Linked DNA regions of Homo sapiens: region 1 is linked to region 2. Evidence: read pairs that join two places in POLR2A ChIA-PET (ENCODE). Cell type or tissue: OCI-LY7. All regions are shown on one strand. Each heading gives the region's core, and the rest is flanking DNA. Links, peaks and the distances in the headings are about the cores only. Region 1 overlaps HEATR5A (HEAT repeat containing 5A). Region 2 has its middle 76 kb from the start of HECTD1.

Region 1 (16,737 bases), core at 4,212-9,211, 120 kb after region 2:
CAATATTTGCATTTGTATGCAAAAACTTGCTAAACAGAAGAGACATTCCACTAAAATTCTGAAAATTTTAAGATTAGGCTGTTTATTCTGTGTTGGGTTTTCTTTGTAGTTTAAGTAACTTACTAAAATGGGTAATAGGTACATATTAACAAATGACACCAAACATCCAGACCTTCTACTAGAATTCTATAGTAAAGCTTGCCATCTCTCTGAGCCTTTGCCTAGCTAGGTACATGCCCTGTCATTTACCTGGAGATCCAAGAGGGACTTAAGCCCATTAGCATCAGTTCCCCCAGCCTAATAAAGGCATTGCTTATAGTTTCAGGCTGGGAGTTTAGGAGAGTCCAGTCTTAACTAGGCTTATCTCTGAAAGTCTTGTGAGAGCAAACTTTTTTAAATGGGTATTGTCCAGGAATTATAGCAATCAAGATCATATCTGCTCTGACCTAGATCCAATGCAGCCTTAATTTTGTTGTAGCAAACAATCAACAGAAGACACAGGGTTTGTAAAATTATTGTTTTATTCAACAGCATCTCCTGGGTACACCTTAGTGCTGTTACAGAGCACACGCAGCATATAAGTGTATGTATATACATACATATTCACATTAACATACAAATTTATAAGATGGAATTGTGATTACTAGACAGAATTTTTTATTTTTAGGACATGGATGCTTTACTGCAACTTACTTTTTAAATGGTTAAATCGTGCACTCAACCATAAAATATGGCAAAATGTTAACAGCCGAATACAGGTAGTGGGTATGTGAGTGATCATTTCACTACTCTTCATTTTTCCACATTTTAAAAAGCACAACAAAAAGTAGAAAAAATTATTTAAGAAATAAAACACAAGTTGGCTATTAAAAAATACTACTACTTGCAGGAGTAGCAGCTATCATCAGGAACATTAAAGAACATAGAAGGTACCAGATCATATACAAAAGATGGGTATTCCTATTCACTAGTGTACCTAAATAGAAACATGTTAATTGGAATTTCATAGGAATGTAGATAAAATGCTATGGCTAATTTAACTAAAATATTTAAAATACATATCTTACATTTCCCTAAACAAACCTCATACTTTTACAGAGAAGCCAGTAACTAAAGAGGTATTAGAAAATTAGATGACAGACTTGGGAAAGGCTTTTCATTTTTTCATGTTTTTCTCCAACAGTTTACCTGTTTGAAATTACTTAGAATATCAGCTCATCATAATTATAATATAACTGAAAAAAGCCTCTTTAATAAAAAGACAGTAGTCACAAACTGGTTCCCTGTTGGTCAAGACTGCCTGCAATGCATTGGGGCTAACATTTAAACATAAGAAGATTGCACATAAAAATCTGGGTCCAGGGCCAGGCACAGTGGCTCACACCTGTAATCCCAGCACTTCGGGTAGCTGAGGCAGAAGGATCGCTTGAGTCTTGGGTCCAGGAGTTCGAGACCAGCCTGGGTAACATAGACGGACTTTGTCTCTACAAAAAATTTAAAAATTAGCCAGGCATGGTGGCGCGTGCCTGTAGTCCCCGCTACTTGTGAGACTGAGGTAGGAGGATCACTTGAGCCAGAGAGGTGGAGGCTTCAGTAAGCCATGACCACACCACTGCATTCCAGCCTGGTGAAGAGTGAGACCCTGTCTCAAAATAAAAAAAAGAAAAAATCTGGGTCCAGTGCCATGTGCGATGGCTCATGCCTGTAATCCCAGTACTTTGAGAGGCCCAGGCAGAAGAACTGCTGAGGCCAGGAATTTGAGAGCAGCCTAGGTAACAGTGGGACACTGTCTCCACCAAAAAAAAAAAAAAAAAAAGACGAAAGAGAAAGAAAATATTAGGTCATTTTCAAAAATGTCACTTTTACAGAACAAAGAATATAAACGATGTGACCAGGTGTGGTGGCTCACACCTGTAATCCCAGCACTTTGGGAAGCCAATGCAGGCAGATCACCTGAACTCAGGCGTTTGAGACCAGCCTGGGCAACACGGCAAAACCCCATCTCTACGAAAAATACAAAAATTAGCCAAGCATGGTGGTGTGCACCTGCGGTCCCAGCTGATTGGGAGGTTGAGGCAGGAGTATCGCTCGAGCCCTGAAGGCAGAGGTTGCAGCGAGCCAGGATCACACCACTGCACTCCAGACTGGGGGACAGAGTGAGACTCTGTCTTGAACAACAACAAAAAAGGAATATAAACAATGCTGCTAAACATTCATTTTTACTGAAGCAACAAAAATTCTAGCTTGTTTTAAAAAACCCTCCTTTCCTTTGTTCAATTATCAAAGTGAACTAGCCAAAATATTCACAATTAAGGATACAGTTAATAAATGCTACAGAAATAATTTCTGGAAGAACCCTACTAAATACAGAAAAGGCGAAAAGCAAGTTTGCACTTAGTATCTATGATTGTTTGGGGGGTGGAAATAACCACAGTATCATAGAGAAAATTTCTTATTAATACCAGGGCAAGTCAAAATCCTATCTTCAGAATCAAATTACCCTTTCTAGAAATCATTAAGATCTGCTGAAGAGACATTTTTTTTCCTTAGGCACCAGCAATATTGTGGTGTAAAATGATCTATCAAGAAGCAAAATAGCTAACACAATGTGATGATAAATTATTCAGTAAAAAGCTTGAGATCATAAGCAGGTCATAAAGTCATCTCTAATGCCCTCAATACATTCCTTATGTAAATTACTCCTAAAGGAAGTAGACAATTCATGTTGGTAATCTCGCATCTAAAACTCACAAGTCTAAAATGCACCTGAGAGCTCCACATTCGCACTACCAATGTGATAAGCAAGGGCATTTTGCAAACAGATGGCTGCTGCTCTTATCTGAAGTCTTACCTCATCAGGAAGATGAATACAAATTCAGTCAATGTTATCTGCTATACGTTTTAAAATAACCACAACCCTACATATACCTGAGAAATGCTTATTTTTCTAATTTTTCTCTTAGTTTCCCTTATGTTTCTGTTGAGATTATAAGGTGATTTCCTACAAGTAAACACATATGTCAATATATTTAAATATATTTTTCAAAGTATAGTTAGTTGCCACTTGAAAAAAGGATTTCATAAACCTGCTGCTCCAAATGTAATGCCAGCTATATTTAACAGAAGCAGCTAATATTTACTGCTTACTTATTATAGTCTAAGCAGTACTCTAAGTGCTTTACATTATTTCCTTGAATAATCTGCCAAATTGTCCATGAAGCAGCTATTTTGATTAGCCCTATTTTACAGATGAGGACATTGAAGCACAGAGAAGCTAACTGACTTTCCCAAGGTCACACAGAACCTGGGTGTGCACTTAAGCAATCTGACTTCAGATAAGATTTGTTTTAACCACAACATACTATGCTGCCACCCTTTCATCCAATCAAGCTCCTCAAAAATGTGAGAAGTTAGGCCAGGCCCAGTGGCTCACGCTCATAATCCTAGCACTTTGGGAGGCCAAGGCAGGTGGATCATCTGAGATCAGGAGTTCGAGACCAGCCTGGCCAACATGGTGAAACCCTGTCTCTACCAAAAATACAAAAAATTAGCCGGGCATGGTAGCATATCCCTGTATTCCCCGTTACTCGGGAGGCTGAGGCATAAGAACCGCTTGAACCCAGGAACCCGGGAGGTAGAGGTTGCAGTGAGCCAAGATCACGCCATTGCATTCCATTGCACTCTAGCCTGTGTGACAAGAGTGAACCTCTGTCTCAAAAAAAAAAAAAAAAAAAGCGAGAAGTAGGGCCGGGCACAGTGGCTCACGCCTATAATCCCAGCACTTCGAGAGGACAAAGCAGGAGGGTTGCTTGAGCCCATGAGTTCAAGACCAGCCTGAGCAACATAATGAGACCCCCATCTCTACAAAAAATAAAAAAATTAGCTGGGCATGGTGGTGCACACCTGCAGTCCCAGCTACTCAGGAGGCTGAGGTAAGAAGATCACTTGAGCCCAGGAGGTTGAGGCAACAGCAAGCCGTGATCAAAAAACAAACCCAAAGCAAGTCATTTTTTAAAAAGCTTACATTTTGTACACCATTTGTGGATATACGGAACTAGAGTACACTGTTTCCCAAAGACAGAACATCAGGTTCCTTGGTGTAATAAACTTGGGAATCTTGCATTAAGACAAAGTTAGGGATTTTTACCTACAAGATTTCTCAGGCTATTTAATTAGGTTAATGTATATTATGACTCTCCATGAATGCAATATAGTATGAAGTATTAGTCAAAATGCTGCCAGCACCTAGCAACTTCTAGACCTAAGCAAACTGTTCCAAGGAGAAACATTAACATGTACCTGTTATCATCACTTATTTTATTTATATATATATATATATATATATATATATATATATATATATATATATATATATGTATTTTGGAGATGGAGTTTCACTCTTGTTGTCCAGGCTGGAGTGCAATGGTGCGATCTCGGCTCACTGCAACCTCCACCTCCCAGGTTCAAACAATTCTCCTGCCTCAGCCTCCCAAGTAGCTGGGATTACAGGCATCCACCACCACACCTGGCTAATTTTGTATTTTTAGTAGAGACAGGGTTTCACCATGTTGGTCAGGCTGGTCTCGAACTCCTGAACTCAGGTAATCCATCCGCCTTGGCCTCCCAAAGTGCTGGAATTACAGAGGTGAGCCACCATGCCCGGCCCTATTAATGTATTTTTAAAAGCTACACAAGAATGTTAATTCCATTACTTTACAGCCAAACATTGTATGTGCTTACCCTAAAGCCAATAACTGAACTAAGTTATAAAGGTATTTAAATGCTTTTAGACTAGGTATTTCTCTGGGCACTATTTGCTTCTCTCAAAACTGTCTGTACTTTGTACATGACAGATACTCCTAGTTACTCAGTCATCATTTTCATACCAGAGGTCTTTTATGTTGAGAAAAGTAGGCACTGCAAACTAGACCTAAGGTACCAAGGTAACATCCAAATTATGCTTTTCAAATTGGGATAACTCCAGCATTGTGCCAACAGATTATGAAGCATATTACTATGCTAGAGGTCAAATTTAGACTAAAGGGTCAAATTTTACTTAAAGTTTTCCCTAAGCATTAATTTTTAACATTATTTTATATTAAAATACAGATTTATGCATAATAGAAGGCAAAATTAATAAAACACTTCAAGATAAAACATGAGACTTCAAAGAAATCCTGAGAATGATAATGCCTTTCTAGATGTCCTTTAACAAAAATCACTCCCTTTTGCTGATAAGAATACTATTTTAATGGAAAAATTGAAGAACCACTAAGCTATGAGTAAGTTGAACTATATGAAACTGCCATTTTTATAGGTGAAAAAAAAGGCTGGCTTGACAATTTATGTGATTCAACTTAAGTACCAGTCTTCAAATGTCAGACATAGTGTATGTACTAATGTCTGTACTTTGCATAGTATTCTTTCCTTTCGATTGGCTCTGTATTAAGCCTAGTGACTTTATTAGCCTAGAGTAACACATATGTATATTATTGACTACTAATAGAAAAAGGAACCAGCAGGGCACCAATATTCTAGGGCCAGAGTTTTCTTTTCTTTCCTTTTTTATAAAGATGGAGTCTTCTTTGGGAGGCCGAGGCGGGCGGATCACGAGGTCAGGAGATCGAGACCATCCCGGCTAAAACGGTGAAACCCCGTCTCTACTAAAAATACAAAAAATTAGCCGGGAGGCTGAGGCAGGAGAATGGCGTGAACCCGGGAGGCGGAGCTTGCAGTGAGCCGAGATCCCGCCACTGCACTCCAGCCTGGGCGACAGAGCGAGACTCCGTCTCAAAAAAAAAAAAAGATGGAGTCTTACCCTGTTGCCCAGGCTGGAGTGCAATGGCACAATCTTGGCTCACTGCAACCTCCGCCTCCCGGGTTCAAGTGATTTTCCTGTCTCAGCCTCCAGAGCAGCTGGGACTACAGGCACATGCCACCAGGCCTGGCTAACTTCTGTATTTTTAGTAGAGACAGGGTTTCACCATATTGGTCAGGCTGGTCTTGAACTCCTGACCTCAGGTGATCCAACCGCCTCGGCATCCCAAAGTGCTGGGATTACAGGCGTGAGCCACCATGCCCGGCCTCAGAGTTTTCTTTTCTAAAGTAACTTACTCCAAAACCACATCTAAGAGCAGTTAACAACCGTATTATCAGGCCAGGCGCAGTGGCTCATGCCTGTAATCCCAGCACTTTGGGAAGCCAAGGCTGGCAGATCACTTGAGCCGAGGAGTTCATGACCAACCTGGGCAACATGGCAAAACCCTGTCTCCACAAAACATACAAAAGTTAGCTGGGTGTGGTGGTGCACACCTGTAGTCCCAGCTGTTCGTGAGGCTGAGGTGGGAGGATCCCTTGAGATAGGGAGATGGAGGCTGCAGTGGGCCAAGATCGCGCCACTGCACTCCAGCCTCAGCAAGACCCTGTCTCAAAACAAACAAAACCAACCATATTATCAACAAGGGTTGGTTTTAATTCATTTGGAAATGAGTTAACTTCAATTTTATTTAGGCATGACAGTGTAAGCACCTTCAACAATGTCAACAAATATACAGGCTGCTGATTATTCTGGTCCTGATAGAAACTGCTAATATAATTTTCTCTCTCTAGAGTTTACAGGTCTATTTTGGTATGGACGGAAACATATGTTGAAATTTATTGGGAGAAAAAAGTATTCTAATCTTCTTGGTCATTTTAGTTCCTTAAAATGATTATATCATTTCAAGGGCGGAAAAGGGAAAAATCACAAATAATCAAAGAGGACATTGGACATGAGATAAGATAGGTTTATTGGATTGGTTTGTTAGTGTCTTCCTTCTGGAGCATGAAAATAATTCACAAAACAAAAAAGTTACTAAACAGTAAATGAAACTAATTCCAGAATGTATCAAGTACCTGAAGTGTTGGGATACGTCTCAGACTTAAATTTCAATTATTTTTCTTTGACTTTTACTTCTCTAAAAGACACCGTAACAGCTTCAACTCACCCTATAGTCTTAGTTCCTCAGTTCTGAACAAAAAGCATGAAGTAAACAAACAAAAAAAACCCCAACTGTCAAGAACTCCCACAATTCAAGAAACACAGATAAATCCTAAAATCTAAACCTCTCCCAAAAATACAGTAATTAGCTTTCATCTAGAAGGAAGCTAGATTATTCTACCCTGACCTCAGATTTTCATTTGTGATTTAGGCTTTGCAAAATTATACGTTACAAAAACAGGAACTCACCAGTTACACAGAGCATTAGGCCACACTTGAGATGTTGCTTAAAGAAGGCTGCCCCTGGTATAAAGAAAATTAAGTCCTTTTGTTACAGTACTTTATACATCTCTAGGCAGAATCCTAAAGCTGGTTTGCTGACACTTAACTGGTACACTTTATTAGTTTTAGGGTAAAATGGATAAGAAGCAAGTCATTTATAATGTTAGAGTTCTTTAACACAGTTAAAACTTGATAATTTAAAAATCTTGTCTGTATCAATTCCATCTTTGAATCTGAAATATCTTGCTTCCTTCTTTCTACAATAAAATACTTTAAAATTAGGCTAAAAAAAATCACTTGCCTCAGAAAACAGCAGAAAAATCTCTGAAAATGAAATTCAAACTTAGGATATTATTCTGTATGACCTTAATATTAGTCTTTCTAATTCTCTATAACAACCCTACAAATAAATTGGCTATCATTAGTTAAAAATTTGAAATGTTAACAATATAATAATGATTTAAGCTCAATAGGAAATAATTTGATTGAGCTGAGTGGTTCAAACCTATGCATATTAAATCTAAATATGAAAAATGCAAAAACTTTTATAGCCAATGCTGAAATTTTAGAAAAGCTGATAGTTTAATATAAACAGTGGCAGTACAAATGGTTCAACTCTTTTAGAAAAAAATATTATTTATCAGAGGTTACAAAAATATCAAAACCATTTGACAAAAACATCCAGTTTTTGAAAATTCATAAGAAAAAGGAAAATATAAGTATAAAAGTATTAATTACAGCACTGTAATTAACTGTAATTCCAGTGAAAATTCAAAAGAACTTACAAGTCCAACACAAGAGAAATGGTTAAATTTGACATATTCAAAGAATACTAGGCTGTCATATAAAACCATGAAAACTACAAATGCACAGGAGTGCAAAAGGCTTAATGGGAGGAAAAAAAAGTAAAGAAAACTACGAGTGCAGAAGTTTTACATGTTAAGAGAAACCTTCAGATAAAGCAGTGTTTACCAAGAGTACTTTGTGGAATGCTGCCAGAAGAATGAAAACATGTATTCTGTGGGAAGAGGGGGAAATCCAAGTTGAAATGGTTTTGGGAAATGCCTCGTTGTCAGTTTTCTTCACCAGTTTCTCCATACATGTAACATGGTAATGTGCACTATGTACTGCCAAGAGGGTGTGCAGATAGAGCATTTGATGTTTCTAAACATGTTTTAACCATAGGCTTCTCCTCCACTCCCTTTTTCTTTTTTTCCCAGCCAGGAATCTCATAGAATTGGTGTTCTATAGAATACAATCTTTGAAATACTAATCATTAAAGACTAGCATACGTCAAAAAAATTTAAAATTTTTTTTGTTCATATTATAAAATGATTTCTTTCTTTTTTTTTAAGACAGTCTCGTTCTCTTGCCCAGGCTAGAGTGCAGTGGTGTAATCTTGGCTCATTGCAAGCACTGCCTCCCAGGTTCAAGCTATTCTCGTATCTCAGCCTCCCAAATAGCTGGGATTATAGGCATGTGCCACCATGCCCGGCTAATTTTTGTATTTTTAGTAGAGACAGGGTTTCACCATGTTGACCAGGCTGGTCTCGAACTCCTGGCCTCAAGTGATCTGCCCGTCTTGGCCTCCCAAAGTGCTGGGATTACAGGCGTTGAGTCACTGCATGCAGCCTGAAATGATTTATTGCTAGTAGAAGGATATATAATTTCCACTATCAATGACTATCAATGTCATACTTCTACTTAAAAGAGGGCATTTCTGATTAGTATTTTGGATCAAATTATCTATATAAACAGAATCTTCTCATAAAGATGTAAATAAAGAAAAAAGACGACAGCCAGGTGCGGTGGCCTGTAATCCCAGCACTTTGGGAGGTCGAGGCGGGTGGATCACGAGGTCAAGATTGAGCTCATCCTGGCCAACATGGTGAAACCCCATCTCTACTAAAAATACAAAAATTAGCTGGGCGTGGTGGCACGTGCCTCTAGTCCCAGCTACTCGGGAGCCTGGTGACAGAGCAAGACTCCATCTCAAAAAAAAAAAAAAAGAAGACAAATATATGATGTTTTAACTTTGTATATTTAAGATTTATCAATTCACATAAAAATCTGTGTTAGTCTGTGGCCAGGTGCAGTGGCTCACGCCTGTTAATTCCAGCACTTTGGGAGGCTGAAGCAGGCGGATCACCTGAGGTCAGGAGTTCCATGGAGAAACTCTGTCTCTACTGAAAATATAAAATTAGCTGGGCGTGGTGGCAGGCGCCTGTAATCCCAGCTACTTGGGAGGCTTGAGGCAGGAGAATCGCTTGAACCTGGGAGGTGAAAGTTGTGGTGAGCCAAGATGAGGCCATTGCACTCCAGCCTGGGCAACAAGAGCCAAACTCCATCTCAAAAAAAATTTGTGTTATTCTATAATTGTAAGTAACTTTCACATATACATCCTTTACAAACTAAAAATGCTTGTTGTACTATATATTTTAAAATTTGATTTACGGAATTCTGAATACGAATTCCCACAGTCAAATGAATCCATGTTTTCTAACTCGTACCACAAAAACTTAACTTATGACGAACCCCAGGCACGGCACTAATACTTCTAATTGTAATATATAATGAAAACACATTCAGTGTACCAAGATGCCAAGAATATTTCCTGCAAACTTGGTAGGAACGGGAAGAATGTTGCCGCTCACCACTGCATAATACAAAGCAATATGAACAGCAAATACACACTGCTCTAAGAACTGATGGGGAGCACATCTTATTAGGATGGAGAAGTCAGGGTGGAGTAGGAGAGAAACAGGAGTTACCAAGACAAAGAATTTAACACCGGGACAAGAAATTTATAAGAAGTGGGGTGAAAAAGGGTTACAGGTTGGGGACTGAATTTACTCTGCCTTCTTTTTTTTTTTTTTTTTCCAAAATACTGCATGTTATTGTAAGGAATGAGAAAAATGGTAGAAGCTGGATTCCATGATGGCGAGATTGCCAGTGGGAGCCCTAATTGGACTATAACTGTGTGTAGCAATTCTCCTTCCAGATTACAAAAGAGAACACCCCGGAAGCGTAAAAGAAAGTGTTCTGGGGGGTGGGAGGGGATAAGACTGAGCAGTAGGAACCAACTCTAAGATGTCAGTGACAGAAAAATGATTATTTTTTGAGGATCTACGTACTAAAACCTTTTAATTCACTATCTCATTTAATCCTCGTAATACTGAAACTTAAGATATTATTATTCTAATTTTACATAGAAAGATAATGAGCTAAGAAATTTGTCCGAGGCTGAAATGCTACTTAAGTGGAAGAAGAAGGTAATGTCCATGTCTGTCTGTCTAAACGTCCACATTCTTTCAACTACTTCATATAGTCTCTACAGTAATCACTGCTATTACTAATACAGTTATTGCCATAGCTGGTGAAGCATCCAGTCCTTCTAACTTTGTTGTTCTTTCTCATCACTTCACTTTTATGTCTCCAGTACTTTGAGGCTTTTTGTTAGTGTTATGTCTTCCAGAGACATCAGCTTTCAGAGAGCCCTTTCCATCTAGACGGCAAATCAATAAGTACTAAAAGTATTAGTTTAGTCTTTGGCTATTCTTGACTATTTTTATTATGCTTCATTCCACACACCAATTCTCCCATCTCTCCATGGAAGGGGGATTTCATTCTGGACCTTTAGGAATGCCAGAGGCAGATTTTAAGTTAAGAAGTTTTACTTTTCTTGTATCTCCCACCACACTCTTCTGAAAGTCACTAGCTAGCAATCACACTACTTGGTACCTAACTGAGATTCCAGTAACAGGAAGTAAAAAAACAAAGTCTATAGAGCAATTGTTTCAGAACTCGTGGATTTTACTGACATAAATCCATCAAAGCCTATTCATTCTTAGTTTAGACATGACTAATAATCCAGTTATTTGGATTCTAGATAGAGAAACACATTAAAAGTAAAAGAGCAAACCCACTAAGAGCAGGAAGCTAACAGTGATGAAAGAGACAAATAATATTGAATATAGATATTTTTAAAAGCAGAGCAATATAGGGCTACTTAATACAGGTGCAAAGTGTACAAGATGCCATTATTCCTCCAGCACATCAGGGTTTACAGGAGAGGCCAGAAATTCTTGCCCCCTTTTAAAAATGAGTCAATCCTTGCATCTGTTGCTTGTGCAATCTGCTATCTAGGACTTCCAAGTTTAGGCATTAGACTCTACCTGCTTTGGAATCTTCCTTTTCCCTCTCCTCTAATTGTTCATGTCTCTTACATCCCAGTTAGAATTCACAGATTCACCCTTAATCCACACTATGGTCTAATGTCCTGGCTCTTCCTCATGGTTCCTACATTTATTTATTTATTTGTTTGTTTGTTTGTTTGTGACAGAGTCTCACTCTGTCGCCCCAGCTGGAGAGCAGTGGCACCATCTCAGCTCATTGCAACCTCTGCCTCCCAGGTTCCAGTGATTTTCCTGCCTCAGTCTCCTGAGTAGCTGGGATTAAGGCGCGCACCACCATGCCCAGCTAATTTTTGTATCTTTAGTAGAGACAGGGTTTCACCATGTTGGTCAGGCTGGTTTTGAATTCCTGACCTGGTGATCCGCCTGCCTTGGCCTCCCAAAGTGCTGGGATTATAGGCGTGAGCCACCACGCCCGGCTGGTTCCTACTTTTAATTCACAACCTACCTCATAAAATTTAGCTACCTAACCTAAAATTTAGCTAAATTTCTAACCTCTTGGAGCCTCACCTGAGGGCTTTCCTTGGCAGGCACTGCTTCTCACTCCCTGCCAGATGTCCAGCTAGGCTCTTTGCAACTACAGCTCCCTGGAATAACTCCGTATTATTCTGCCTTCTGACTGCCACTTTCATGTCCTACTCATGGAATACAGTAAACATACCATCTATTCCATCAAATCCCCACAATTGTCTGGAGCAGCACTCTGTAAATCAAACTAACTGATATTTCTGCAGCAAAAGATAGGCAGATTCATATTCACATACGATGGGATAATGACTGCAAATACCTTTGCATCAGTTCAGGTCATGTTTTGCTACCAAATGAATTAAGAAAAAAACTTTTCAGAGCCTTTTAGACTCCAGAATTAGAACTAAGGGATTTTGTACGTGTATATCTGCTTTGCTTTTTTTCTGATTTCCTCCCAAAATAGTTTTTTAAGAGTTTTGGTGATTCAATGGGTAACTTCAGTTTTCTGGTAATTTTATTTACATAAAAAAGGTGTTATTACTTGTTTCGAGTAAGGTATTATTTTGTGTACAGACACACAAATATGCATATATTCAACATGTAGAAACCTCCAAATGCAACAGAAAAGTATATAAATGCTATTGTATATTTACCCATTAAGAAGCATTACTTGGGCAATACAGGACAACTAAGTTACTGAAAAAATACATTACACACATAAAACAACAATTTAGTAAAATTAGCACCATACTATGGGTTTTTTTTTTTCCTTTTCTTTTTTTTTGAGACAGGATCTCAATCTGTCGCCCAGGCTGGAGTGCAGTGGCAGGATCTCAGCTCGCTGCAACCTCTACCTCATGGGTTCAAACGATTCTCCCACCTCAGCCTCCTGAATAGCTGGGACTCCAGGCGTGTACCACCATGCCTGGCTAATTTTTGTTTTTGTTTTTTGAGATGGAGTCTCGCTCTGTCGCCTAGGCTGCAGTGCAGTGGTACGATCTCGGCTCACTGCAACCTCCACCTCTCGAGTTTAAGCAATTATCTGCCTCAGCCTCCTGAGTAGCTGGGATTACAGGCACCGGCCACCACGCCCGGCTAATTTTTTTTTTGTATTTTTAGTAGAGACGGGGTTTCACCCTGTTGGCCAGGCTGATCTCAAACCCCTGACCTCAAGTGATCTGCCCGCCTTGGCCTCCCAAAGTGCCAGGATTGCAGGCATGAGCCACCGCATCTGGTCGATGGTTTTAAGATTGGCAAAAGTATATGTACAGCTTTAAATATTTAAAATTATCACCTTCTTCAAGATTTCCTTCATTTTTGTCACATAACCAGCTCCAATTTCTTAGGCAAATAATTAATATAGTGCTTTAATATGGCCATATTATGCTTCTTTTCTAGAAATAAATATTTTGTGTTGTTACCATTAAAAAAAAAAGAAAAAAAAGCCCAAGCATGATTCAGGATATATACTCCTGTTTCAATCTGTTAGGTATCTGTTTAAAGAGTGCTAACTTTCCATTTGGTTCTCACTGTAAATATGTCTGATTTCTTGTTCAGTTACACTTCCAATAATATTCTGTCTGACCTTATGACCAACTAGGAATCACTAGATTCCTGTTTAAAAAACTCTTTTGAGGCCAGATGTGGTGGCTCCCACCTGTAATTCCAGCACTCTGGGAGGCCGAGATGAGGGGATTCCTTGAGCCCAGGAGTTCGAGAACAGCCTGGGCGACATAGCAAAACCGCCTCTCTACAAAAAATACAAAATATTAGCTGGGCATGGTGGCATGTGCCTGTTGTCCCTGCTACTCAGAGGCTGAGGTAGAAGGATCGCTTGAGTACACTCCAATGACTCTGTCTCAAAAAATAAAATAAAATAAAAATAAACAAATAAATAAAACAAAAAAAACCCTGCTTTGAGTAAAGGTACCTTACTGCTGCTTATGATAAACCCTATGAATGGCATAGTAAAAAGAGAGAAGTTTACTAAACGAAAAAAATTTCCCATACCAGATCTAAATTAAAACTTAACACAGTTGCTAGAGAAAATATAAAAACTCTTCCTCTTCCCTAGACTTACAAAAGGCTAGAGTTGGCCGGGGCGGTGGCTCAAGCCTGTAATCTCAGCACTTTGGGAGGCCGAGGTACGCGGATCACGAGGTCAGAAGATGGGAGGCCATCCTGGCTAACACGGTGAAACCCTATCTCTACTAAAAAACAAAAACAAAAGCAAAAAACAAAACAAAAAAAATTAGCCGGGCGTGGTGGCTAGCACCTGTAATCCCAGCTACTCGGGAGGCTGAGGCAGGAGAATGGCGTGAACCCGGGAGGCGGAGCTTGCAGCAGCCCAGATCGCGCCACTGCACTCTAGCCTGGGTGACAGAACAAGACTCTGTCTCAAAAAAAGAAAAAAAAATTAGATGGGCGTGGTGGCACGCGCCTATAATCCCAGCTACTCCGGAGGCTGAGGCAGGAGAATCGCTTGAACCCAGGAGGCGCAGGTTGCAGTGAGCCTAGATGGCGCTACTGCACTCCAGCCTGGGGGACAGAGCGAGACTCCATCTCAAAAAAAAAAAAAAAGGAGAGAGTTGCCAAAATTATAAAACTTTACACTAGGTAAATGTAGCAGAAAAACCATGCCCTTCCTCTATCATTACACACTGCAGATCCAGAAGCATTTATGAGTCCTACAATTACCTGACATTATAATGAAAAACCAAGATTAATAAGTAAAAGTGAGGCTGGGCGCAGTGGCTCATGACTGTAATATCCCAGCACTTTGGGAGGCCGAGGCGGGCGGATCACCTGAGATCAGGAGTTGGAGACCAGCTTGGCCAACATGGTGAAATCCCGTCTCTACTAAAAATACAAAAATTAGCCTGGCGTGGTGGTGCATGCCTGTACTCCCAGCTACTCGGGAGGCTAAGGCAGGAGAATCACTTGCACCGGGGAGGTAGAGCTTGCAAGTGAGCCAAGATCGCGCCACTGCACTCCAGCCTGGGCTACAGAGCCAGACCCTGTCTCGATAAAAACAAAAACAAACAAACAAACAGAAGAATTAAAACTGAATTTAATCTATTTCCTCCTACAAAAGATTTAGTGATTAAGCACTTAAGAGCTCTAGTTCAGGGGTCCACTAATTTTTTTCTGTAAAGGACCAGACAATACTCTAGGCTTTGGGAGCCATACGGTCTCTATCACAACTACTCAAAAACAAAACATGCACAGCCATAACGAAGGAGCATTGTTGTGTTCAATAAAACTTTTATAAAACTGCCAGCAGAGCAGATTTGACCCACAGGCTGTAGATTGCTGAGCACTATTTTAATTCAAAAATTTAACACTAGAACTAGACAAGGGATCTAATTAAGTGACACAGGCAAGTCTTTACTAAGTTTTTTGGCCCCAGTTAATTGATTTCTCAAATGAGATTTAATAACAGTTTCTCAATGTCTCCTGAAAAAGCAGAAGTGTTATTTATATGAGGACTGTGGTCTCATTAAAGGATTGTTCAAACTCTTCAATTATACTATGGGATAATTAATGAACCACACAAGACTCAATAGAGCTTTTTAAAAAAATGCAGATGTCATTAAACGCTTAATTCAGAATAATTTTAGAATTTAAAAAATTCAGAATTTAACCCTTATGTTATTCATAGTTAAGAAAGACTATTATAAACTACCTCAACCTTTTTGAAACAAAGCAAGAAGAAAGGTAAGTGTATTGGTTAAAGACAAGTAAAAAAATAATTTTTTTCTGTAGATAATATATTCATTAGTTTAATGTAGTTAATTTTAATTAATAATTTAAGAATTAAAAAGGTACTTTGGAGTCATGTATTTTCTGTGACTAAAGTCAGATACAATAATGAATAATACTAAAAAAGTGACCTAATCTAACATCCATAAATAGTGGAGGGAACTTAAGCTAGAATTCAGGTCTCCTGACTTTCAGGTGAGGAGTCTTTTCTTATTCTCCTATTCTATAGTCATCTAGGTAAAACAACTGCATTCCAAGGCACAACAAATCCATACTACAGTATTCTCCAACTGTCACTATTCTTATATTATAAATCCTGCCTGCTTATCAGTGAAGAAAAAAAAAAAGTCAATGGCATTAAAATGTAACACAAATCTCGGCTTCGATACTTTATCTAAAATTACTTTCTCAAAGACATACTTTCTAAAATGTTTGGAAAATTAAACAAAATTCTCCTCTCCCCATCCAACTAATGCTCAATTCTAACCACACTTCTGCTTTCCCTACAGCTTAAGTAATTTCACTGGGAGTATTTTCTCTGGAAGTTCTTAAGTGTACTTGTGGGCCCCTTTTTTTCCTCCTTAAACTTCTAATATCTTTCAGGCTGTAAATTCCTTAAGGGCGCCTAGCCCCAAAAAAGTGCTGCATATTTGTTCAATAAATGAATGCACATAAAAACAATGGATAACTATGACCTTTAATGTAGGAGCTCAAGCCATTTTATTATTATCTGACTTGACAGTCAAGAAAATTATCCCAACTTGCCAGAGGTATCCATTACTGTGATAAATAAACACTATAAAACGCTTTATAAAGTTTCTAAAGACTTTATAATCACTTGAAATAACGCCGCGTTGGCCGAGAGTAGGGTGAAAGAAAATGTTTCCTCACACTAAGCAAATGCCACCAAAGGAAAAGCTTTCTTTCCTGGAGAGAACTGCAACAGTTAGAAAGCAAATATCCACACTCTCCACTGCTCCCTTCTGGGAACTCTCTTTGAGGGTTCCTGCAGAAAACGAACGGGCCTCTGAGGAAGCTCGCCCGAAGGCCGGG
Region 2 (14,816 bases), core at 9,817-14,816:
TTTCTTTTCTTTCGACAGAATTTTGTTCTTATAGCCCAAGGTGGAGTTCAATGGCACGATCTCAGCTCACTGCAACATCCGCCTCCTGGGTTCAAGCGATTCTCCTGCCTCAGCCTACTGAGTAGCTGGGACTACAGGCGCACGTCACCATGCCCAGCTAATTTTTGTATTTTTAGTAGAGACGGGGCTTCACCATGTTGACCAGGCTGGTCTTGAACTCCTGACCTCAGGCAATCCGCTTGCCTCCTGACCTCAGGCAATCCGCCTGCTTCAGCCTCCAAAAGTGCTGGGATTACAGGTGTGGGCCACCACACCCAGCCCTCGTATGTGCTTTTAAAGTCCTTGTGACAGTGAGTTACAAGGCTTTGACTCCTAGGTCTAAAAAGGACACCAAGTCCTGAGAAATCCTAAACTCTGACAGCAATTAAAGGCTCATCTTCAGGCCTGCTGGAAGATGCCAATCAAAATAAACTGCATTTCCTGTGACACAGGGTCAGAATTTAAAGCTATTCAACTCCACAAGGCCCAGGGACTATTGTGGAAGAGGTGGGTGTGTGACACTGTAAGGGCCAATTTTCAGGAATAAAATAAGTTCAGTTTCTCTATAAGTTAATCAATAATGTGAAAGGCACACTGATGCAAGACCAGCATATGGGCCCCTGTGTCAGATCAACAAGGTTTCTTGAAGCATTAAGTGACTCCTTAATAAAGGTTACAATGTTTATAAAAGGCTTATGGAAGTTATATCTTATGGTCAAGATTAAAATTTTATAGATTGTTTATAAAAATTAAGTCTCCTCAATGAATGAAGGTTTTCACTTTTTTTTTTAATCCCCGAGTTATCACTTTGGTCAAATGAATGAGTTATTTTACAATGAGTGTGATACCAAGTGTTTTAAACCTTTGATATTTGACAACCCAGAATCAAATTATAAATTATGTATTGGCCAGGTGCGATGGCTTATGCCTGTAATCCCAGCACTTTGGGAGGCCAAGGCAGTGAATCACCTGAGGTCAAGAGTTTGGGACCAGCCTGGCCAACATAGTGAAACCCCATCTTTACTAAAAATACAAAAATTAACTGGGTGTGTTGGCACATGCCTGTAGTCCCAGCTACTTGGGAGGCTGAGGCAGAAGAATTGCTTGAACCCAGGAGCCAGAGGTGGCAGTGAGCCACGATCGCACCACTGCACTCCAGCCTGGGTGACAGAGGGAGACTTTGTCTCAAAAAAAAAAAAAAAAAAAAAAAAAAAATATATATATATATATATATATATATATATATACACACACACACACATATATATGTGTGTGTGTGTGTTATGTCTTTTTCTGACCTAATTAATCCTTTAAGATATTAGGTTCCCTAAAGTCCAAAAATGACATAATTTGTCTTATTTGGTATAAAAATTATACAGGAAGCACTGTCAAATATGAAATGGTGTTTGGTTTTCTTTGGGCTGTATTTGTATAAATATGTTATTGGTATGTGTTCCAAAATTATGGGAAACTCCTATAATTCTGATATGACTTAGTATACATTATCAGTGATAATTGTAATCATTATGTTAAATTATTGTCTGCCACAGAGGCAAAAAATTTCCTTGTCAGTTGTGTTTTTTACTATGGCTGCCCTAAAACTTTTTGTCATCCACAGACAATTGTTTTCTTGGTTTGGTCCTCTTTATAAGGTGGCTTTATAATCAATAAAACTCTAACAAGTGCTAACAGGTGCTCTTTTTTTTTTTTTTTTTTTTGAGACAGGCTGGAGTGCAATGGCACAATCTTGGCTCACTGCAACCTCCACCTCCCGGGTTCAAACAATTCTCCTGCCTCAGCCTCCTGAGTAGCTGGGATTACAGGTGCCCACCACCACACCTGGCTAATTTTTATATTTTTAGTAGAGACAGGGTTTCACCATGTTGGCTGGGCTGTTCTCAAACTCCTGACCTCAGGTGATCCACCCACCTCGGCCTCCCCAAAGTGCTGAGATTACAGGCATGAGCCACTGTACCCAGCCTAAAAGGTGCTCTTGAATGCAGGTTTCTGATAACTTTGGAGACTGTGACATCAGAATTGAGGGAAAACTTTCAGGACTCATGGAGAGCTGAAATATTCATGAAAATGAAGTAGACCAGGAATTAACTGCATGGACTGAACTGATAGAGGACTGAAGTAGTCTTTTTGACACTTTGATTAAAACATTTCTGATCCTTTGTTTTGTTTTTTCAGAGTCAAGGAAACATTTCTTTTGAGCTATTGTCAACTTTTAACAAGGAAGTATACTCCTATGAACAAAATTTGGAGCATATTTGTTTCTTTCTACCTGATTTCTCCAGAATTTGGGAACTATTTGTGAGTATTCTTAACTTTTGGCAATATGGTTATTTGCATAAGTTCAATAAGAATCTGTGTTCATTTGTAGTAGGACACAATTGGAGAAACTGGTTATTTTATCAAGGCTTTGACTGAAATGGTGTACTTTCCTTTAAGGAATCAAACGACTAATAGAGCCAATAAAAACCCCTTGGGAAAAGTGGCCTCATACCTTTGTCTACACAGTCCATGTACCGGGTTCCTGACCAGTGAAACAATGTTCCATCGAAGCCAATTTAAAAGACTATGTAAAAAAATTATGGCTGGGCGTGGTGGCTCACGCCTGTAATCCTAGCACTTTGGGAGGCCAAGGTGGGTGGATCACTTGAGGTCGGGAGCTCGAGACCAGCCTGACCAACATGGAGAAACCCTGTCTCTACTAAAAATACAAAATTAGCCAGGTGTGGTGGTGCATGCCTGTAATCCCAGCTGCTCAGGAGGGTGAGGCAGGAGAACTGCTTGAATCTGGGAGGCAGAGGTTGTGGTGAGCCAAGTTTGCATCATTGCACTCTAGCCTGGGCAACAAGAGTGAAATTCCATCTCAAAAAAAAAAATATTCTTGCTGCACTGTATACAAATAATCAGGCCAAGTATAATAAAGCAAATCAGTCCCACTATGATTTGTCTTTAGCAAAAATGGGAAACTGGAGAGAGAAAATTTATGTTTCAAAAACTATAGTTCACCTGTTGTTAGATTCTAGTCTTGCCTAATGTTTTTCAATTTTTATTATTTTCTACAGTTTGGACTGATTTTTTTTTTTTTTTTTGGCTAGAAGTCTTCAAAATAATGTTTTCAATTTTTTTCATTCTTTTTTCCCCCATTTTTCCTAATTTGGAGTCACCAAAAATTAAGCTGTGCTTTCTTAAAGCCCTGTGAACTGAAGCTAGACAACTTAAACTTCAGAAGAAAATAACAGCAACCTATTTACATATATCAGCCACTTTCATACCTGCTACTGATGTATGAACTTCAGAGTAATGTGGCTTATATTGATTTTCCAGGATTCTTCTTTTGTTTCTTGTTGTTTTCCTCCCTTCCTCCTCTTACTTTCTCTTCATAGGACAGGAAACTTCACAACCTGCTAAAAATGAGCTTTCCTAATATCTCTGGACCTACCTGTCTAGGAATCAGATGAAGCCTGAAACCAGAGACTCATTTTCTTCTAAAATGCTTTCTCCAAAAGATTTTTTTAAAAGAGAAGGCGGAAATGTGAAAGGAAACTAAATCTTGGGGCCCCAAAATCACTAAGCTAAAGTGAAAAGTCAAGCTGGTGACTGTTTAGGGCAAACCTGCCTCGCATTCTATTCAAACTCACCCCTCTGTTCACTGAGATAGCCTCTCCAAAGGAGAGGCTAATCAGATAAATGCCTCCTTTGGAGAGGCTAATCAGGTAACTCAAAAGAATGCAAACATTTGTCTCTTATCTACCTATGACCTGGAATCCCCCTCCACACTTTGAGTTATCCCGCCTTTCTGAACCAATATTTATCTTACATATGTTGATTGATGTCTCATGTCTCCCTAAAATGTATAAAACCAAACTGTGCTCTGACCACCTTGGGCACATGTTGTCAGGACCTCCTGAGGTTGTGTCACCAGTGTGTATCCTCAACCTTGGCAAAATAAACTTTCTAAATTAACCGAGGCCTGTCTCAGATACTGGTGTTCACACAGCCATCCTGGTGGATGTGAAGTGGCATCTCATTGTGGTTTTGCATTTCCCTAATGATTAATGATGTTGAGCATCTTTTCATTTGCTTATTGAGCATCTATTATATTCCTTGAAGAAATGTCTATTTAAATCCTTTACCCATTTTTAAATTGGATTGTCTTTTCAGTATTGAGTTTTCTTTTCTTTTATTTTCTTTAAAATAGAGGCAGGGTCTCACCATGTTGCCGAGGCTGGTGTTGAATTCTTGGAGCTCAAGTGATCCTCCCGCCTCAGCCTCTTGGAGTTCTGGGATTACAGGCATGAGTCACCACCCCCGGCCTTCAGTGTTGAGTTTTAAGAGTTCTTGATATATTCTGGATATTAGACTTTTATTAGATATGTGATTTGCCAAGTTCTCCCTCTCATTCTGTGTGTTGCCTTTTCACTTTCTTGATGGTGTCTTTTGAAGTACAAAAGTTTTTAATTTTGAAGTCCAATTTATCTCCTTTTTCTCTGGTCACTTGTGCTTTATGTGTTATATCTAAGAAACCATTACCAAATCCAAGTCACGGAAATTTACGTCTATATTTTCTTCTAAGAGGTTTACAGTTTTAGCTTATATTTAGGTCTTTGATTCATTTTCGTGTAACTTTAGTATATGTGTGAGGTAAAGGTCCAATTTCATTTTTTTTGCATGTGCCTTTCCAGTTGTCTCAGCATGTAACTGACTTCTTGATAAGTAGCTTGGTTGAAATCTGCTTGAGCAAGTGAAAATAAATAATGTATTTGATGAATAAGAGCTACTGCTGTATTCATTGCAATGCTGAGTCTGGAATTCAGGAATTTGGGGCACTGTAGTGGGTAGAATGACGGCCCCTAAGGAGGTATGTCCGTGTTCCAGAACCTGTGAATGTGATTTAATTTGGAAAAGTAGGCTTTTGTAGGTATAATAATTAAGGAACTAGAGAGGAGATTATTTAGGGCCCATCCTGAATTATTCTGGTGGGCCCTAAATCCAATTAAAATTGTCCTTATGAGAGACACATAGAAGAGAGACAGATGGAGGAAACCTTGTGAAGATGGAGGCAGAGACTTGGAGTTATGGCGCTAGAAGCCAGGGAATACCTGGAACACTAGAAGCTAGAAGAGGCAAGAAAGAATTCTTCCCTAGGGCCTTTGAAGTGAGCCTAGGCCTTGATTTCAGACTTCTGGCCTCCAGAATGGGGAGAAAACAAAATTTTGATTGCATAAAGCCATTGGATTTATGGTAGTTTGTTACAGCAGTCCTAGGAAACTAAAACAGACACTTTTAAATGCTTATAGAAAAGATGATTATGGGCCAGGCATGGTGGCTCATGCCTAGCACTTTGGGAGGTGGAGGTGGCTAATCACTTCAGGTCAGGAGTTTGAGATCAGCCTGCCAACATGGTGAAACCCCTCTCTAAAAATACAAAATACAAAATTAGATGGGCATGGTAGTGCACGCCTGTAGTCCCAGCTACTCAGGAGGCTGAGGCAGGAGAATCACTTGAACCTGGGAGGTGGAGGTTGCAGTGAGCCGAGATGGTGCCACTGCACTCCAGCCTGGGCAACAAAGCGAGACTCAGTCCCCCGCCCCCCCCAAAAAATCCAGCCGTTCCTGAAGTCGTCACATGCCCTATCATACCTCAAAAGAAATTGCTTTGATTGGACGCGGCGTCTCACACCTGTAATCCCAGCACTTTGGGAGGCCGAGGCGGGCGAATCACCTGAGGTCAGGAGTTTGAGACCAGCCTGGCCAACATGGTGAAACGCCATCTCTACTAAAAATACAAAAATTAGCTGGGTGTGGTGGTGCATGCCTGTAATCCCAGGTACTCGGGAGGCTGAGGCAGGAGTATCACTTCAACCCAGGAGGCGGAGGTTGCAGTGAGCTGAGATCGTGCCACTGCACTCCAGCCTGGGCAACAGAGTGAGACTCCGTCTCAAAAAAAAAAAAAAAGAATTCATAACTACTCCATTATTCACACAATGAGATACGCTAAATAGGTTATCAAGAAAAAACAATGAAAACTTCCAATCTTTTAGAATAGAATGGGCTGGGCGAGGTGGCTTACACCTGTAATCCTAGCACTTTGGGAGGCCGAGGCCTGCAGATGGCTTGAGCCCAGGAGTTTGAGACCAGCCTGGGTAACACGGTGAACATTAGCCACCATGCCTGGCTAATTTTTATACTTTTAGTAGAGACAGTGTTTTGCCATGTTGGCCAGGGTGGTCTCAACTCCTGGTCTCAAGCAATCCACCCGCCTCAGCCTTCCAAAGTGCTGGCATTACAGGCATGAGCCACCATGCCCAGCCTATGGCTTCTTATTTGCTCAAAAAATACAGAATTCTTGAAATAGTAAGAATCATTTTTAAAATGTTTTTTTGAAATATGCTGTCTGCTTAAAGGGTGATATGTGCCCATCTCTACAAAAAATTAGCTAGACATGGTGATGCACGCCTGTAGTCCCAGCTACTCAGGAGGCTGAGGTGAGAGGATCACTTGAGCCTAGGGAGGTCAAGTCTGCAGTGAGCCATCATCATGCCACTGCACTCCAGCCTGGGCAACAGAGTGAGATCCTGTCTAAAAAAAAAAAAGAATTGTTCTAAATGGTTTAGGCATGTGCTTTCCTAGAGACAGGATCTAGGGTGATTTCTGGAAGTCCCAGTACTGTTAAGAATATAAATCTATCAACTAAGGGAACATATTCATTGTAGAAAATTCTACAAATTTTTTATACATCATTGAGAATCACAATGATCACACTATTATTGAAAAGAGAAAGCATCTGCAATGAAAACTGTAGCAAATGATGATAACTACAGCTGACTGCAGAATAGGAAGTGGAGAATAGGAACCACTTCTCATCTGATGTTGACTCACAATTGATCTGTTGACCACTGAAACAAAAGCATTTCCATAATTTAGAAAATCTATTTTTAAGGAGCTTTTGTGTTTAAACAAAGATCTAGATGATGTGTTTCTAGTACTTGACACCACTAGAGAGGGAAAGGATGTGGGAAGCCCAGTTACCCTGGCAATTCAGAGAGTGGTGAGCACTCCTCCAGCATTTGAATATAAAACAGAAGGCCCAAAACTTTCCCAAGAAAGCAGTAATTAACAGAGAAAACAGTGGGACTTATAGAGTTCATTGTTCAGCCGAGGCCATCAGTTTTGGTTGCACATGCACGTTTTCTTTCTGGGGCCACTTGTACTTCCTCCAATAATAGCACTAGCAAAGCTGCTTTTGCTGTGTCACCGGCATACTTTGCTGTTAAAAAATCTCATTTGTTTTGTTCTTTCTTGGAATATTTTATAAAGCAGTCTGCTATTTCTGACATGTGTGTGTGTTTCTGTGTCTTGTGTCTGTTTTTCTGCTTATAAAGTTTTTTGGCCTGTAGGTATTTTTCCAGGAAAAAGATTAAATTTTGATCCAATTAAGCAAAAACATTGTCAACAGCACTTTTTCATTGGCAGCAATGACCTCTTTTTTCATTTTTATGTTTTCATTTTTTTGACACAGTCTTGCTCTGTCTCCCAGTGGCGCGATCTCAGCTCACTGCAACCTCCACCTCCCAGGTTCAAGTGATGCTCCTGCCTCAGCCTCCTGAGTAGCTGGGACTACAGGCATGCACCACCTCGTCAGGTTAATTTTTGTATTTTTTTGTAGAGACAGAGTTTCACCATGTTGGCCAGGCTGGTCTTAAACTCTTGGCCTCAAGTAATCCACCCACCTCGGCCTCCCGAAGTGTTGGGATTACAGGCGTGAGCCACCGTGCCCAGCCTATGACTTCTTACTATCTCAAAAAATACAGAATACTTGGAATAGTAAGAATCATTTTAAAAATGTTAATTTTTTGAAATACACTCTCTACTTAAAGGATGATATGTGGACACAGGAATTTTCCTCAAGTAGACTGTGGAATTATAATTTTATAATGCCCCAGTTGATAGCGCAGGAGTCCTAACAAAAGAGAAAAACAATTAAAGGAAGCTACACTTTTCAATTTATGCAACCTGGATTGTATTTGTGGTCTATACTGGATATGTTCCAGTTCTATATCACAATACAAAATTTCCTCAAAGCTAACTAGCCCAGACATCAATTAAATAGGCTGGTAAACAGATAGGCCAACATGGGTATAATTCATTAATTGATCACTGCCAGCCAGCCAGCCGTTAGATAACTATATTTCTAGCAAACAGAGATAATTTCTCCTGAATAATTGAGGTCTTGCAAGAGTTAACAAATTAGGCTGGGTGTGGTGGCTCATGCCTGTGATCCCAGCACTTTCGGAGGCCTAGGCGGGTGGATCACTTGAGGTCAGCAGTTCGAGACCAGCCTGGCCAACATGGTGAAACCCCGTCTCTACTAAAAATACAAAAATTAGCTGGGCGTGGTGATGGGCACCTGTAACCCAGCTACTTGGAAGGCTGAGGCAGGAGAATTGCTTGAACCCAGGAGGCTGAGGTTGCAGTGAGCCAAGATTATACCACTGCACTCTAGCCTGGATGACAGCGTGAGATTCTGTCTCAAAAAAAAAGAAAAAAAAGAGCTAACAAATTATTTGTAAAGAGGAAAGTATATTCAATTGATGGAGAAGATGCAATATATATAATTACCTTGATTTTATAGTTATAAATAGTAATGGGCTCTGGAAAGATACATACACAAAATCATTAAACCACCAGAAATGACAGAATGCAAGGCAATCATTAAACTACCAGAACCGACAAGTTTTTTTTTTTTTTTTTTTTTGAGACCGAGTCTCACTCTGTTGCCTAGGCTGGAGTGCAGTGGTGCAATCTTAGCTCATTGCAACTTCCACCTCCTGGGTTCAAGCAATTCACCTGCCTCAGCCTCCCGAGTAGCTGGGATTACAGGTGTGGGCCACCACACATGGCTAATTTTTATTTTTTTAGTAGAAACAAGGTTTCACCATGTTGGCCAGGCTGGTCTCGAACTCCTGGCCTCAAGTGATTGGCCTGCCTCGGCCTCCCAAAATGCTGGCATTACAGGCGTAAGCCACCATGCCCGGCCAAAATGACAACATTTTAGTATTGTACTTTTTTTCAAGAATATACAGTTATTTCAAATATTTTCAATTTTGCATTAACATTATCATAGTTTAGTGGGTTTTTTAATAGTTCAGTAGTTTGAGGGCTGAATTTTTTCCCTCGTAATGAAAAATCTTATAATAAAGATAAAGGGAATTCTTTAGGATGCTGCAAAAAAGATAATTCTTCTCTTAAAATTAATGTTACAAGACTCTTGGTTGCTGTTGACATCCAGATCAACAGACACATGATGATCTTCGGAGAAAACATGTTCAAACTCTGAAAAGCACGATCCATGGCCACCAGGTGCTTTAGAGATCACTTCTTTGATGGGGGTACTGTGACGTTACTCCTCCAAAAATAGTGCAAATACCAGCAGAAGGTGGTGCTACACTTTTTTTATTTGTTTTATTTTTGAGACAGGGTCTCACTCTGTCACCCAGGCTGGCATGCACTGGTGCAATCATTACTCACTGCAGCCTCCATCTCCCAGGTTCAAGTCATTCTCCCACCTCAGCTTCCTAAGTAGCTTGGACTATGGGCATGTACCACCATGCCTAGCAGATTTTCTTTTTTCAGTAGAGACCAGGTCTCACTATGTTACCCAGACTGGTGTTACACTCTTCAAACGACTATTTGGGGGAAGAGGCTTCTTTTTTTTTTTTTTTTTGAGAGAGAGAGTGTCTTGCTTTGTCACCCAGGCTGTAGTGCAGTGGCGTGATATCAGCCTCCCAGGTTCAAGCGATTCTTGTGCCTCAGACTCCCAAGTAATGGGGATTACAGACATGTGCCACTACACCTGGCTCATTTTTGTGTTTTTAGTAGTGATGGGGTTTTGCCATGTTTTCCAGGCTGGTCTTGAAGCGGGATATTTCCCTGACCTCTTCGTGGGATTGGCAACAGGGGTGCCTCATTTACTCAGCCTATAGCTCTCGACTCCTCATGGGAGGGAGCATGTGAGTGAACAAGGTGGGAACCGGAGTGCACGAGTGCTGGAACCTGCTGTTCACTTTGGTGCCAGCAGGGGCAAACTCCACTCACTTGGACCTGCTGCATTCCTCCCCATGTGGGAGGGAGTGCACAGGTGAGCATGTGCAGGAGCTGGGGTGAGCACTTTTGAGGCCCCATAGCATGACTGGGGAGGTGGTGCCCACAACCCTTGAAGCCCCAGAGGGCATGTTACAGTGCTCTTTTAGCTCTGCTGTCCATGGACAGCTCAGGTGTTAACAGGTCCGTGGGCCCTTTTGTTTCCGCGCCTGTGGTTCCCAAGCTCTTGTCCAGCATCCAGGAAAAATGAGGTCGCACAAACAAATTGAAGGATGGTAAGTGTGGGGGATTTTATTGCTGATGAAGTGGCTCTCAGTGGGAAGGGGAGATTAAAGGGGATGGGGGTAGGTAATCTTCCCCTGAAGTCCAGCTGTCTTTGGCCAGATTCTTCTTCAAAGTTATGTCACCAAGCTGTTACTCTGAAGTTAAGCCACTTCTCTCCGATGTCCAGCTGTAGTCTCCTATGTCCAGCTGCTTCTCCTCTCTGCCGGCTGAGTCTGGGGTATTTATAGGCACAGGATGGGGGGTGGACCATGGATGGTTTAGGAAAAGGCAACATTTGAGTGGGAAAACAGGGATAGAAGTTCTCACTTTGGGCCATGGCTTTTCCACGAGGGTGGGGCTTCATCAGGGACCTGCTGTTGTCTGCCTAGAGTTTCTCTACCTCCTGTTGTTACCAATCTCAAACTCCTGGGCTCAAGCAATCCACCTGCCTTGGCCTCCCAAAGTGCTGGGATTACAGGAGTGAGCCACTGTGCCCAGCCCATGAAGAGACATTTTTGACTTAGTTCTCTTAGTTGTACCAGGAGACATGCATTCCAGCCCTAGATGTTTTTTTGTATTGCACAGTCATACAGGGCAGAGCATCCAGAATTTGAAGGCACTTGGCTGAATACACTCATGTGGAAGCTGGGTGCCCTTTTCTGACCTTTGAGGGCCTCCTGAACTGATTGGAGGGCTTGGTTTGTGATGTGGTAGTCTTTAAGTCACTGGCAATGAATATATAACCTGAACCCTTACTTTAAGCCCACCAAACGGCCTTTTAAACAGATGCTATGGTGTGGCTAAAACACAATATAAAGAAAAGATATGGAACTTCCTGGGAATTTGGAGAAAAAGTCCCAAAAGCTCCTGAGACTGATGACAACACCATTAATGAACCAATCTTGCTGTGTTGATTTCCTGTGATCAAGTCCTTCTATATGCACTGACATCCTGAGCATTCCTGTCTTACTGAATCTGTCAGTGTGTTGATGCTGAATGTTGGTGAGACTGTGGGAGGATCAATGCATATCTGGGATAATGAAGAAATGCCTGCAGGTTTATAAAAAGGAAGGGATTGACCCTACTCCCTATTACTGGAATACAGATCAGAGAAAATATGGTATATGTCATCATGGAGGATATGACTTGGGCCTAGAATGATTCTTCTTAAAAAATTATGTTTTTAAGATAGGGTCTCACTTGGTAGCTCAGGCTGCAGTGCAGTGGCACAATTATAGCTTACTGTAACTTCAAACTCCTCAGCTCAGGAGATCCTCTCGCCTTGGCCTCCCAAATTGCTGTGATTACAAGTGTGAGCCACTGTGTCCAGCCCTTGGGATGATTCTTCTCTTGGATTCTGAAGTTATCACATCTAAGATGCATGCTTATACCATTGATTTGTCCAGTGCTGCAGGCCATAACTGATTACTTCTGAAGCATAAAAGAAACAATATGGTTCAGGAAAGAAACAGGCTGCCTCTTTAAAAATAAACAAAAACAAAAAACCCCCAAATATAAAAAGCCAGAATCTTCCCTTTCTTGTTCCACTGGGGTAAAACTGTTTCCATTTTCTCTTTTTTATTCCTAATACCATAAAAAGTAGCCCAGGCTGGGTGTGGTGGCTCAGCCCTGTAATCTTAGCACTTTGGGAGGCCGTGGCCAGCAGATCACTTAAGGTCAGGAGTTTGAGACCAGCCTGGCCAACACGGTGAACCACCATCTCTATTAAAAAAAAAAATTACAAAAATTAGCCAGGCATGGTGGGGCACGCCTGTAATGCTAGCCACTTGGGAGGCTGAGGCAGGAGAATTGCTTGAACCTGAGAGGTGGAGGTTGAAGTGAGCTGAGATCACGCCACTGCATTCCAGCCTGGGCGACAGAGCAAGACTCCATCTCAGAAAACAAACAAAAAACAAAGTTTTGGGGAAATATGTGGTACATAATTCTGTAGTTAGGAATACATTTCAGCATTTTATCTAATAATGGGCCATAATTTTGGGATTATATATATATAATTAAACAATTTTAAATATTGGTTAAAAAAAGTACTCTTGAGTTATGTATCTATTCCATTAAGTCCTATTCTCTAGGCCTGTATCATATGATACTTTCCATAAAGTTGATCTTGGAAGCTCCAGTTTTCTTCTCTGGGCTCCCTTAGCGCTATACTCATAGCTTTTTTTTTTTTTTTTTTTGAGACAGAGTCTCGCTCTGTCACCCAGGCTGGAGTGCAATGGTGCAATCTTGACTCAGTGCAACCTCCGCCTCCCGGGTTCAAGCAATTCTCCGGCCTCAGCCTCCCAAGTAGCTGGAATCACAGGCACCCGCAACCATGCCCGGCTAATTTTTTGTATTTTTAGTAAAGATGGGGTTTCACCGTGTTAGCCAGGATGATCTTGATCTCCTGACCTTGTGATCCACCCGCCTCGGCCTCCCAAAGTGCTGGGATTATAGGCGTGAGCCACCATGCCCGGCCAACTTTTTTTTTAAATAAATAAATTTTAAGCCCAAACCTCACCATCATACCTCTTTTATAGTAGTTACTTATATCTTTTCAAGGGCCTTAATGTTCCCTTAAGTTGACGGTGAAGTTTGTTTTATATAAAATTTAGACTCAATATTTTATTAACAGAAAGGTGTTATATCCAGTGTTATTTTACATAAGCTTTTAAGCAATGGGCTAAATAGAATGACTTAACTAGTAGCTTTGTCTCTATTTCTCCTCTTAGAAAAAAAATTAAGCTCAAGACAAATATTATACCATTTTGATGGTTTCATCCAAGTTGCTAATCAACATTTTTAATTTGTAACGTTACCAAGCTAATTAATATGCAACTGCTTTATTACAACTAGACTCATTAATATCTAAGCATATAATCTATTCCCATAGAAACTGTAGAGGGCAGGCCAGGTACAGTGGCTCATGCCTGTAATCCCAGCACTTTGGGAGGCCGAGGCGGGCGGATCACCTGAGGTCAGGAGTTCAAGACCAGTCTGACCAACATGGACAAACCCCGTCTCCCCTAAAAATACAAAATTAGCCAGATGTGGTGGCACATGCCTATAATCCCGGCTACTTGGGAAGGCTGAGGCAGTAGAATCACTTGAACCTGGGAAGCAGAGGCCATTGCACTCCAGCCTGGGCAACAAGAGCGAAACTCCATCTCAAAAAAAAAAAAAAAAAAAAAAGAAACTGCTGTAGAAAATAATTAAAAAAAAACTTTTTCCCCTATTCTATTAGCGAAAGACTTTTTAGTTGTAATTTGGAGAAATGTAATTGAAAATATCTTCAACAAAGAGTGAGGAAGGCTCCTGAGGGAGCCCGGAGCGCTGAAAGAGGAGAAAAGCTATACCTTGATGGAATCGGGATTGCCAGTTTTCCTGTCTCCAGCATGAATGCTTGGGATCAGAAAGATGAGTTCAAACCCCAGCTGTTAAGCCTTAATTTCATTATCAGTAAAGATACATTTAATAGTTCAGGGTTGTATTAAATAAGGCGATTTAAGGAGATACATTTAAGAGTAGCTCAAATTTCCTAATTCCATTACACTGGACATAAAAGGTTTTTTTCCTAATTACTGACGTTCATATAAGCACCTTTAATCCAAATAATTCAGGATACTAGAGTACTGAGTAGAAATCTTAATGTGTAAGAGCAAACTAAATGAAACAGCTAAAACAGACAAAACACTTTTTTAAAATCCCTAAGTCAAATTAATTAGTTACATCCTGAGAACAACCTAGTTCAGCATTTGCCTTGGCAAAGAAGTTATGAGTCCTCATCCATCCTGTACCAGTGCAATTCAATAGCTATTAAGTGAGCCAAGTTACAGAAGACATAATTTCTCCCTATGAAGTGGTACAGTCTAAGAGGGAGACAAGATAATATTAAAATGCAATGTGAGCTGGGTGTGGTGGCTCACACCTATAATCCTAGCACTTTGGGAGGCCAAGGTGGGAGGACAGCTTGAGCTCAGGAGTTTGAGACTAGACTGGGCAGCATATGAGTGAGACCTCATATCTACAAAAAAAATTTTTAAATTAGGCTTGGAGACACACATCTGTAGTTCCTGCTACTTGGGGGGCTGAGGCAGGAGGATCACTTGAGCATAGTAGGTCAAGGCTGCACTGAGCTGTGTTCACACCATTGCATTCCAGCCTGGGCAACAGAACAAGACCTTGGCTTAAACAAACAAACAAACCACAAATTGCAATGTGATTTTTTATGCATACAAGAATGTATTAAGCACTATGGAAACACAGATGAGGAAGCAGTTAAATTGGTGTAAGAGGAAGTTAAGAAGTGTTAAGGAGAGTTACCAAGGAAAGGTGATATTTAAGCCAGGCCTAAAAGGAGTGGGCAATCACCAGACAGAAGACAGGAGAGAAAAGGACAT

Evidence for each region. ChIA-PET counts read pairs that join two places held together with the same protein. Peaks named below come from ENCODE experiments on the same cell type or tissue, not always from the same donor. Only the 100,000 strongest peaks of a DNase experiment are listed, where the experiment ranks them.
Region 1: POLR2A ChIA-PET joins it to region 2 with 7 read pairs; 6 of 35 experiments call an interaction of 5 or more read pairs at or near these places.

What each region holds. Positions count from the first base shown.
Region 1 is chr14:31,403,263-31,419,999 of GRCh38, forward strand. All of the region lies in intron 1 of HEATR5A (HEAT repeat containing 5A), which reads right to left. Among named protein-coding and RNA genes, the nearest start is that of HEATR5A, 8.9 kb to the right of the region's middle. In OCI-LY7, for the core only: no CTCF peak of the experiment used is centred there; a DNase peak (open chromatin) is centred at 7,229; H3K27ac peaks cover 982 bases.
Region 2 is chr14:31,276,780-31,291,595 of GRCh38, forward strand. It overlaps the pseudogene NARS1P1. Among named protein-coding and RNA genes, the nearest start is that of HECTD1, 76 kb to the left of the region's middle. In OCI-LY7, for the core only: a CTCF peak has its summit at 10,141; no DNase peak of the experiment used is centred there.